Regions from separate parts of the Mus musculus genome. Here region 2 is linked to region 1. A link is a loop called in an ENCODE intact Hi-C map of the cell type or tissue named here. Cell type or tissue: heart. All regions are shown on one strand. Each heading gives the region's core, and the rest is flanking DNA. Links, peaks and the distances in the headings are about the cores only. Region 1 overlaps Aldh8a1 (aldehyde dehydrogenase 8 family, member A1). Region 2 holds the start of 1700020N01Rik (RIKEN cDNA 1700020N01 gene).

Region 1 (5,378 bases), core at 305-5,304:
TTAATGGAGCAGGTTAAAAACTCATGGGAAAGGCTGTAAAATCTCTCCAGGAGTAAGATGTGGTGCCTTAAGAAAACAAGGAGATTTGGAATTCCCAGAGAGATATTTGCTGCCTGCTTCTTCATGGCTTTGTTCTGCAGGACGATTGATCACGTTTGTAGAAACGCTCAAGGCTACACGAGTAAACACCCAGGATGTACTGCCACTTTGATTTACCCTTCACACTCACGCCCTTCAAGGTTTCTCCTGCGGTGTAGAAAAGTAGAATTTCATATGTATGACTCACACATCAATCCAATCCCAATGTATAACCAAGGGCAGTTTGAGCAGCAGTGTGGTGTTCATTAGGGGAAAAACTGGGTGCTGCCAGCCCAGGGAGAAGAGGAGGTTGCCTTGTAGTGATGACTAGGAAATGAAAGCAATGGTAAGCAAACCACAGAAAATGGAAAATCCTTATGATGAGGGAGGGAGACACACACACACACACACACACACACACAGAGAGAGAGAGAGAGAGAGAGAGAGAGAGAGAGAGAGAGAGAGAGAGAGAGAGGGAGGGAGAAAGAGAGAGAAAGAGTTATCCTTGCTGCACATTCCATTCTGTGGAGGCAGAAGCACCCAGCAGTGCCTCCCCTGTGTCAAAAGGCAGTAGGCACACCACACGCTGACACAGACAGAAGGCTGATAAGTCCTTCCCCACTACCAAGGCATCTTTTCCATCCTAGCTGTATGGGTTCATAAGCTGAAGATGCTGACAGAAGCATCACTTGCTGGGGTTTAAATACCAGGGCAACATCAGGCTTCTCAATGAAGAGTTATATCCCACCTGAAACCAGGAAGTCCACCTAGGTGTGGACATTAGACCGTTAGCTGAGAGCGGATGGGGAGCAAATGGTGGGTACTGATAAGAAGTTCTGTCCCATCCACTTCTGTGTGGTTCCAAAACAGGAAGAAACTGGGGATGGATATTTAAACCTCTTGAAAATGGCTGAATCTATTAAGCATAGTTCCACTACACTAACTCTAGGAATACCCAACTTCCAAGGCTGACTGGTAGCTCAAACTTAAATTTCAAGTGACTTGATGATACTATCTTGAACTAGTCGGTGCCTTTGATGTGACCTCTAAGCCTGCAATATTTACTACAATGCTCTCAGCCTATGGGGTGATGCTGTTCCATGGTGACACCCCTATGGGGTTAATAGAAGAGAACCCTGCTGTGGATGAAGGCATACCTAGGAAGTATCAGGCTTACAAAATGGCAAGACAGCACTGGAGTCAATTTAGCTTTGGGTGAAGATTGCTTCTAACAAGTGTGCCCTCGCTCTGAGTCTTCTCCCTGTCCCCACATCCTGTTACCTGCTTTATCCAAGAGTTTACAAAACATCCAGGCAGTCACAGAAGTCATCTCACTGGGCTTGGCTATCACGGTATTCCCAGCAGCGATGGCCGGAGCTATCTTCCAGGTCAGCAGGTAGAGTGGTAAATTCCAAGGGCTGATCAAACCAGCTACAGGGTAAGAAGAAAAGCACAGTTCTCATCTGCCTCAGAGACAGACAGCTGGGTGGCATTCCTCACACAATTCTGTCCTGCTCAGAAAACCCAAACTTCACTTTAAGCCAACCTGGCAAGTTATTCTCAAACACCTTGCAAGCAATTCACCCCATACAACAGCAAAGTCGATACATTTTCTATCCTCTTCATAAGCTACAGTTATAATTAGGAGCCAAGACAATATGAACTGCAGGGCTGAAGGCTGCCAGTAGCTTGCCAATGTGTTCGGAATAGAATGCATATTGAAACCTGTAGCCTGATCTTTCCTTTTTAAAGAAAGCCTTCTCACAGGGCAGAATTAAGCTGTTTAGCTGCTGTTTTCTGCTGGGCTCCCCCACCTCTGTCTCTAGCCTCCTGACACTAAGACATTAAAGCTCAGACATTGCTGAATTATGCATTCAACAGGCACAAAATAATTGTGACTATTCGACTAGGGACTGGCCAATGGTTACGTTGATGGACTCTGACATACAGACTAGAAAATCCTCCCTGGCAATTGAGGAGGTCGAAAATAAAATCCAATATAGCAATCTTTGGACTTTGTGACACAAAATTATGATCTACCAAGTTTATACTCAAGAACCAGGCAATCAGTTTACTTTAAAATGACCCAAAGGGGCCAGGCAGTGGTGGCACACGCCTTTAATCTCAGCACTTGGGAGGCAGAGGCAAGTGGATTTCTGAGTTCGAGGCTAGCCTGGTCTACAGGACAGCCGGAGCTATACAAAGAAACCCTGTCTTGAGCCCCCTCCCCCAAATGACCCAAAGGATCTCATGATGTTATAAATAACTTACAATTTTGTATATTATGCCCATTCACAGCTATCTTGAACCACAAGTTGGAAATGGCTGAATGTATCTCACTGAAGTATTTTTAAAAAGATTTATTTATTTATTTAATGTATATGAGTGCTGTATCTGCATGTACACTTGTGTACCAGAAGGGGCATCGGATCCCATTACAGATGGTTGTGAGCTGCCATGTGGTTACTGGGTATTGAATTCAGCACCTCTAGAAGAACAGCCAGCACTCTTAATCACTGAGTTATCTCTCAGCCCCCTCTATGAAATATTCTCAAAGTGTCCAGTTTCTATCCTTAGCCTACACAAATATGAGGTCTCCCTTATGATTTGAAAAATAGATTTATTCTATTTTATATTTTTGCCCTGTGGAAATAAGTATATTTTATTATACTAGATTTCCCAAAGAAAAATCTGGTCTTTCAGAGTAACAAAATATATTCACAACAAAACATGTTCAGATGCTTCTTAGTAAATTAAAACTTCCCATGATGCCTTGGGAAATAATTTCTAGCAGGTTCAGAGAATCAAGAGAGTGAAATGTTTCATTTGCTTTCTTTTTGTAATCTGAATATTTGAGAAGAAAGGTGGTGTTTCTTCCCAGGGGAAATAGCGACATCTGCTGATTATAGTTATTTCGGACACTTAAAAGACAACAGCAATATCTACTGATTAGATTTAGCCATTTCGGGCGCTTAAAGGACACCAGCGACATCTACTGATTATACTTAGTCATTTCAGACACTTAAAGGATGAGGCAAATAAAATAATAACTTGGTTAACGCTTATTTACTAGACAACTGACCTTACTTGAAGGGCCACATACTTATTTATTGGGTTCTTTTTTTTTTTTTTTTTTAAGACAGGGTCTTGTGTCGTCCAGGCTGACTCCAGACTCACTATGCAGCCAAGGATAGATAACCTGGTACTTCTGATCTTCCTGCCTCCCCTAGCTTACTAATTTACTCAAATTTCTTATCTTAATGAATCATATAAATATGAAAGAGAACGAACGTCCCAGTTTTCAGAGTTCTGAAGTGTGCAGAGAATGCAACCCTGACGCCTAAACAGTGGCACTGTCTGGATTTGATGTTTTCTTATTCTGTTTACAAGCAAGAAAGCACTCCCGACATGCCCTCCTGCTATGATCTCCCAGGATGAAGTTTCTGCAAAAGGGAGACTTTGACACATTGAGAATGAACTAGATTCATTTTTAAAGCCAACGAATTTTCAGCAAAAGTAGAAAAACCGACCCCTTGTGTTTCCTTAGTCTGGCCCCTAGTAGTCAGTGCCTAGAATTTTCCGAACTTTCTGATACAGGTTCTCTTTGGATGCCACCTACCAATTCCCACCGGGGTGCGAACGGTGTAATGCATACAGCCCAGGTGGCTCATCTGTGTGCACTCCGATACGTGGTGCAGGTTGGAGGAAGCGAAGAACCGGAAGTTCAGAACAGACCGAGGAATGTCCATGGTCCTTGCCAGCGTGAGGGTTTTCCCTGTGGAAAATGAACAACATAAAATGCTGCCTGTGTGTTTCACGTGGAGTCGTCTGACCCTACGCTCAATACCAGCCCGCCCGAGGCACTTCTTCACCGCACTTGCATGGATCGAGTGATGAAATATTTGGGCGTGAGGTTGAGGTGGAGGTGGGTTTAAAATAGAGCTAGATCGTCTCTGTGAACACCTCAAGCTTTCATCATGAATGTACCAGATGCCACCGTTCCACACACACGGGCGTTAGCAGCTTTGAAACGACGGGGTTGGAAAATGACTGTGTGTGTCCTTAAACAGCCTCCAAACACACAGAAGCCATCAAAAGGCCCGGTTGAGAACACAGCACAGGATGCTGGGTTCCGCATGGAGTAGGAGGGTCCTTTCTTGAGCTTCTCCCAGGTGACCCTCAGTGATGAAATACAACCACCCACACAAGAACACGAAAAAAAGAAAAATTGACCTTTCCTTTCCTTTCCTTTCCTTTCCTTTCCTTTTTTCTTCTTTCCTTTGTGTGGGTCAGGTGTGGGGAGAGTGGGAAGGGGAGTCAGGCTATCACTGTAAGCCTGGCTGCCAGGATTTACAATCCTCCTGCCTCAGCAACCTGAGCAATGTGATGTCAGGCAAGCATCACCACACGGACTTTGAAGAAATCTGCTCTAAGGGCCTGTCACCGGATTCCTAACTTTAGGTTGGCTAATGGCAGGCATATTTCAATACTGCATGACTTTTCCTAAAGACATTATGAAATTAATGGGTATCCACGCTATCCCTCTGTCCTTTGGGAGGGAGAGAAAATGTGGGCTGAAATGCTGAAACACAACAGAAGCCAAGCTGCTCTTCACACTGTCTGTACTCGGGAACCTCTGACTAGAGCAGTGGATTGCATGGCCACCCCTAGGTCCTCCTGTCTCCCCAGTCCATACTTTGCTGTAGACTCTTGTAGCTCCTTCCACCAAATAGGCAGAGTGTATTCTCCCACCATGTCGCTTTGGGATCAGCCCCTGACTTATTGCAGTGGGGCAGAGCATATCAGCCACAAGACTTGGCCTTCTTCTCATGCTTTCGCCTCCATCTCTGCTATTGCCTTGAGAAGCAAGCGTGTAAGCTGCCTGGGCACCTCAGACAGGATGACATGACCAACTTGCCTCAAGTGCGATCCATTTCAGTAAAAGGCAGAGATTATTTGACAAACTGGAATGGGGGTTCAGGGAGCCAGCTTTCATAAGCATCTGGTAAGACACACCTGTGCTCAAACCCAACCCCTGTTGGTGAAAGATCTTGGAGGGCAGACAGACCCTGCCAGAGATGCCCGTCACCTTGGTCTTTAGATTCTGCCTGAGCTAACTCCTCCAGAGACTGCTCCAGTACATCAGCCAGCCTGTTCAGGACGAGAGAACGTTCCTGGGGACTCCGGGATGACCAGGCAGGGAAGGCCTCTCTGGCAGCCTCCACGGCAGCTTCAATCTTTGAGGAGCAAAACAGAGATGGTCACGTTAGCACTGTGGTTTCTGAGGGACTAGCAGCATT
Region 2 (5,378 bases), core at 233-5,232, 210 kb before region 1:
CACTGGGGGCAGAGGGTTTTGAGGTTTAAGAGCCTCTCACCATCCCCAGTTTGCTCTCTCTGCTTCTTGTGGTTCAAGATGTGAGCTCCTGGCTGCTCCTCCTGCCATGGCTGCCTGCTGCCAAGTTTCTCCAACCTAATAGTGATGCCTCTGGAACTGTAATCAACCCCATAACCAACTCTTCTTTCTTTAAGTGGCCTTGGTCAAGGTGTTTTATCACAGTGACAGGAAAGTAACCGATACTGAAGGGGAGTCCAAGTCCACCTGTAATGAGTATGATCGAGGAGATAAAATATTACAATTAGCCCCTCTTTATTCACGAGTGTATCGACCATAAATAAAATCTTCTCTTGGGCTACTTCCAGAAGAAGAAACTGGATATGGGTTTTCTCCCTTCTCAATGGAGTACTAAGATTGTATCAAATCACTTAATGGCCAAAAAGACAAATACGATCTGTTCTCACATGCAGATCCTGGCTCTAACTTTTCTATAGGCTTAGGTTATGGGGGCGAGTGCGGATGCAGGGCATGAAAGTACACAGAGGTTATGGCAAGGGAGTGGAGAGTAGCAGAACTCATGGCACATGCATGTGGAAGGAATAATACCAGGGACACGAGGATGCAAGCACAGGCAGAAGGAGATGGTGGGAGGGAGGGAGGAACAGAGAGAATTGACTTAAAGTTATGTAGGAAACCTCAATTTTAAATATTGCGAGGGAGACTTTGTTTATGTGTTTAAAATTATCCAGGGACACTGTCAAGACTGTGCTTAGTTAACCTAATTTCAGCCCAGTCAGCCACTGAGACATGAACATCACAACCAACGCAGAGACCTTGTTGTATCTGAATCACTGAAAACCAGTGCGTGGCTGAGAAGGCTGGGTTGCGGGGCTCCAGTGGAGTTAGGAGTAAACCAGGTATAGCCCTTTTCTTTAAGGCTCCTTAATCTCTGATGTCACAGAGGGGTGGGCTCTACCTCACTCTGATGTTTACAATGCTGAACTCACAAACAGTGCACAGCCATGCCTAGAACGCACATTTAGCCTTGCTGAGAATCTAACAAATGAAAACTTCTCGATGGTGATGTGCTAAATGCATCCCAAACACATCAGCATTTTGCCTTCTTAAAGCACAAGTCTCCACTTAAGCAAAACAAACAAGACCGATAACAATCTAAACTAATGTTAGAATACAAATATTAAAGTTCTAGGTAATCTATTGTGAGATCAGTCAATAACACAAGGAAAGCTCATATCCTATGCTGGGGTAATTAACTCCCCCTAGTAAGTTTCCTGGGGGGAACTAGACATAGAAGAAACAAATACAACCAACAAGTTAAAAACACCCAAAGACCCCCATTGTCTCATTAGTGACCTCTCTGGCAGGCTGATGCTACCAGGTGGTGGTGGTGGTGGTGGTGGTGGTGGTGTCATTTTAGCTCTAAGGTATCTTCCCAACACACGAAGTTCAGAGCCTGAAAAGGCAGTCTCCAGAATGCTGACGTTTACTCTCACAGTAAGAGGAAAAGCTGAGCCTATGCTTTCAATGCTATGATCGTTCCTACAAATATCAGGCCTTTGAGCTCAGCCAACACATTTATAGTTCTGTTCCCCCCCCCACACACACCCAAGGTTTTGAGGATAGCAATGACTTTGATAGAGGGGAAACTGGAGTGGAATTCAATCTACTTTACTCACTATCCAGATACTCTCTCCCCCACACTTCACATGTGCATGTCTGTGAATTAAAACCAAGTCATAACACTGCCAACATCAGTATGGTGAAAGCCTTAATGGAATTTCCCAAGCATATTACATGATTTGTTCTCCTTTACTGTTATTGATATAATTTGCATTAATTATGCCTATGAAAACATGAATAATTAACAGGGGAAGATACAGTAAGGAGCAAGCATTCACAGTGGAAGAAAACCCCTACACCTACAGCAAGAAAAAGTTGTTTATTGGCTTTCTTTCTCTTTTTGTGTGTGTTATGTAGGCACAGAGTTGTGGAGGCCAGAGCATGTGTCTCATTCTGTCCTCTGCTTCATTCATTTTAGGCAGGCTCTGTTGCCCACCTGGAGCTCAGTATCCATCCAGTGCACTCCAGGGATCCTCTTGGCTCCACCCTCCCAGTACTGGGGTTACAGGTCCTTGTGACCATGCCTACCTTTTTACCTGGTGCTAGATATTTAAGCTCAGGTCCTTGTGCTCTGAATATAAGCAAGTTTCAGTTAAATGCTTTCCTTTATGAGAATTGCCATGGCCGTGGTGTCTCTTCACAGCAATAGAGCATTGACTAAGCCTGGGAATGTTGATTATTCCCTAAATGAAGGGACTAAAGCATTAGATGTTATCATACTAACATTCCCTTCACTGGGGTAACCTTGGGAGAGGCTTTTGAGAGACCAACAGTCGTAGCCAGGTCCAAAGTCCTTAGACACCAATGCTAACTAGACCAAATTAGATGTTGGACTGTCTGCCACCTTGTTGTTCTATCTAAGACACTAACTTTGAGGTGCCCACAAAAGGTGTCCCTTCCTGCATGGTGGTAAAAGTCAATTCTTTTCCTAAGCCACTTTCATATACTGAAAAGAACAGTACAAAGTTAAGTAAGCATTAAGTCATTGCATCAACAGGTCAATGAAAGCCAGAAATCCCAAGGGTGCATGTTTTGGAGACTGAAGGAATCCAGCCCAGCAGTCGCACACACAGTTAAGAAACCCCAAAGACTGAAAACCTTTGGATACTTGCAGCAGATCCAAGCTCAAAGGTTTCTTTCAGAAGCTGTGCCATATATACACTAAAGGCATCAGGAGGAGGGAATGTGGACTTCTAGCAAGCTTAGATCCCTCCATTCTTTCCAAGGAATCAGGAGACAGCATAGAATCTACCTTCCCCGGGTACTTTGGAGGGATGGAGGTAAACTGCACAACTGACTGCTGGGACAAGTCAGTTTCTAGAGAAACCAGAAGAGAGTAAGTGGTGACAGATGACACATAACCCTGGGGACCAGAGTCCTCCTGAAAGCACTGTGTATGCACATAACTCAAGCAGGACATCTCTCCTCAGCAGACAACTAAGGTAGAGTTCAACTTCTGATCACTGGCTTCAACAGGAAGTTATTACTACTAGTAACTATTTGTGATTCATGAGATGTCAAACAAAGCATGCATTTTCCAAACTCTAACTCTCTCTCTCTCTTCCACCGTGAAATCTCTGGTATTAAATGGGCTTGAAAGAGTCGACTCAAAAGGTTACTAGAAGTCCTATACTTATGAGGTATTTAGTCAATGTGCATTTTCACATGGTAAGCTCATTGAAAGCATCTTCTCTAGAGTTTCCGACATTTGTCAAGTATTTAAGGCATTACTGCTATGTGAAATCTGATATAAGTGAAGTGACCACTGAAGTATTTTCCAGTCACGCAACTGAAAGTTCGCCATATGGCCTTTCTTGTGTTGAGTGAGGTAGGATATATTGATGGAGGTTTTCATCTACTGCACATAAGGCTTTTCTCTGCTGTGAGTTTCCTTGTGTTATAAAAATGAGATGATTCCCCAAATTTATCACTTACACACATTTCTATGGTGTGGCCATTTCTCATATTTAACAATGGATGTTTTAGAGATTAAACTTTTACTAGAACTTTTCCATACCTGAGACCTTACCCCCACTGTGAAGTTAGAGGAGCCTAGCAGGTATGTATTTGAATTAGAAAGTTCTCCTACATCCATCATACTTAGAAGATTGTGATCCTTTGTGAAATCTCAGGTATAAAAGCTTGGAAGTATGCTAAATAATACACACACACACACACACACTCACTCACTAACACACACACAGAGGCTCTTTTTTGCTGTGAAACTGCTCATGCTGAACAAATTCATTTTTTGTGACTGAAAATTATTCCACATCTGTCCAGTGTATGGGCAAGTACGGGGCTCACTGAGCCCTTCTGTAACTTCTCTGATACTTGGGACTACAGCTCTCCACAAATGAAGACCAGCCTTTTCCCCTTTCAAAGATTATCTTATGACTCTACTGCAAATTTAACAAGAGTCTCCTAAATATTAGACATTCCACATGGCTACTATGCAGTGGGTTCTCCAGGCTGGATAACTGGTTAAATTTTTTATTTGATGCCTAACACTCTTACAGAGCTAAGCTTCAGGGTGTGAAGCATTTGTTGAAGATGCTCTGCTCACATCCTTCATCCTCCACATCAACCTCGGGAGCGAGCTTAGATTACCTACGCCATCATGCTTTGGTTAACAGGGAGTCCCTATTGGCATCTGTACTGGCTGGGTTTGTGTCAACTTGACACAGCTGGAGTTATCACAGAGAAAGTATTGAAGGGTAAGCTGAATAAACCCTTTCCTCCCCAACTGCTTCTTGGTCATGATGTTTGTGCAGGAATAGAAACCCTGACTAAGACAGCATCTATCGCTGGGGTACCTGGGAAGGATTTGGAAATCGGAAGTCCCAGGGACAGCACAAGCAAGAAATTCTCCAGCATCACGTTGTGGTACAGGAGCTTCTGAGTGTCATCGAGGAGACCCCACTCCTCTGCAGTGAAACGCAGGCACACGTCCTCCAGGCTCACACAGCTCTCGCCTTGGTTCCCACGGGCCTCCGCCATAGGATCAGCGCATACACTGGGGCCTAGCTGCTCAATGGGTTCTCAACCTCAGCCGCTCTGTGGAAGAGACGAGAGAAGAGGGCACACTGGGTATCCACGACACTACATCTCAGGACGACACACTGATCACCACCGAGGGACGCGGAGGACTCACCTGGGAGGTCACCTCCGTGGGGTCACACGGCCACACGCTGCAGAAGCCACCCCACCGACAGACCTCGGGCCCTACTTCCAGAACGCAGCCAAAGCCCTTGCTTTAACGAACTTTCTGTGGTGATGTCACCGAAAATTCCGCCCTGGAAGTCCCGCCCCTCCCCTGCCGCAGTGTGTTGTAAACCCCGGAGTATCAGCCATGTTTGCATGAGGCTTTAGGGAAAGCCGACTGCAGACATTACAAAGCCCAGAGAAGTCTCAGCTTCAAGTCCAGTCATGTCCATACTAGTTGTTGGTTATCTGAGAGGGTTGATACGTATAATCATACTAATTTTGGAAGCAATATTTCATACACTGCGATATCAGAAACTATCCACTTTTTAGAAAACGCCGATTGCCTTGGCTAGACCCTTGGCTAGGATATTGTTCATTAATATGAAGTGCTTTCTATTTTTATTTCGTACTCTCATTGATTCTATAAGTGAATGGGACTAAGTGTGATATTTCCATACGTACCCGGGCATTTTAAAACTCTTGCATTATTCTACTTACTATAGGTATCTGTTATGCTTATGAAAATTACA

The links. Peaks named below come from ENCODE experiments on the same cell type or tissue, not always from the same donor. Only the 100,000 strongest peaks of a DNase experiment are listed, where the experiment ranks them.
Region 2: a loop joins it to region 1, with 2.6 times the contacts of the local background. A loop is called at or near these places in 9 of 42 quality-filtered maps.

The regions. Positions count from the first base shown.
Region 1 is chr10:21,380,767-21,386,144 of GRCm38, reverse strand. It overlaps Aldh8a1 (aldehyde dehydrogenase 8 family, member A1), which reads right to left. Exons shown (of 7, transcript NM_178713.4): 2 at 5,168-5,315; 3 at 3,698-3,853; 4 at 1,360-1,509. Among named protein-coding and RNA genes, the nearest start is that of Aldh8a1, 6.2 kb to the right of the region's middle. In heart, for the core only: a CTCF peak has its summit at 3,032; no DNase peak of the experiment used is centred there; H3K27me3 peaks cover 1,441 bases.
Region 2 is chr10:21,592,652-21,598,029 of GRCm38, reverse strand. It overlaps 1700020N01Rik (RIKEN cDNA 1700020N01 gene), which reads right to left and starts at 4,885. Exons shown (of 3, transcript NR_027968.1): 1 at 4,796-4,885; 2 at 4,458-4,698. In heart, for the core only: no CTCF peak of the experiment used is centred there; no DNase peak of the experiment used is centred there.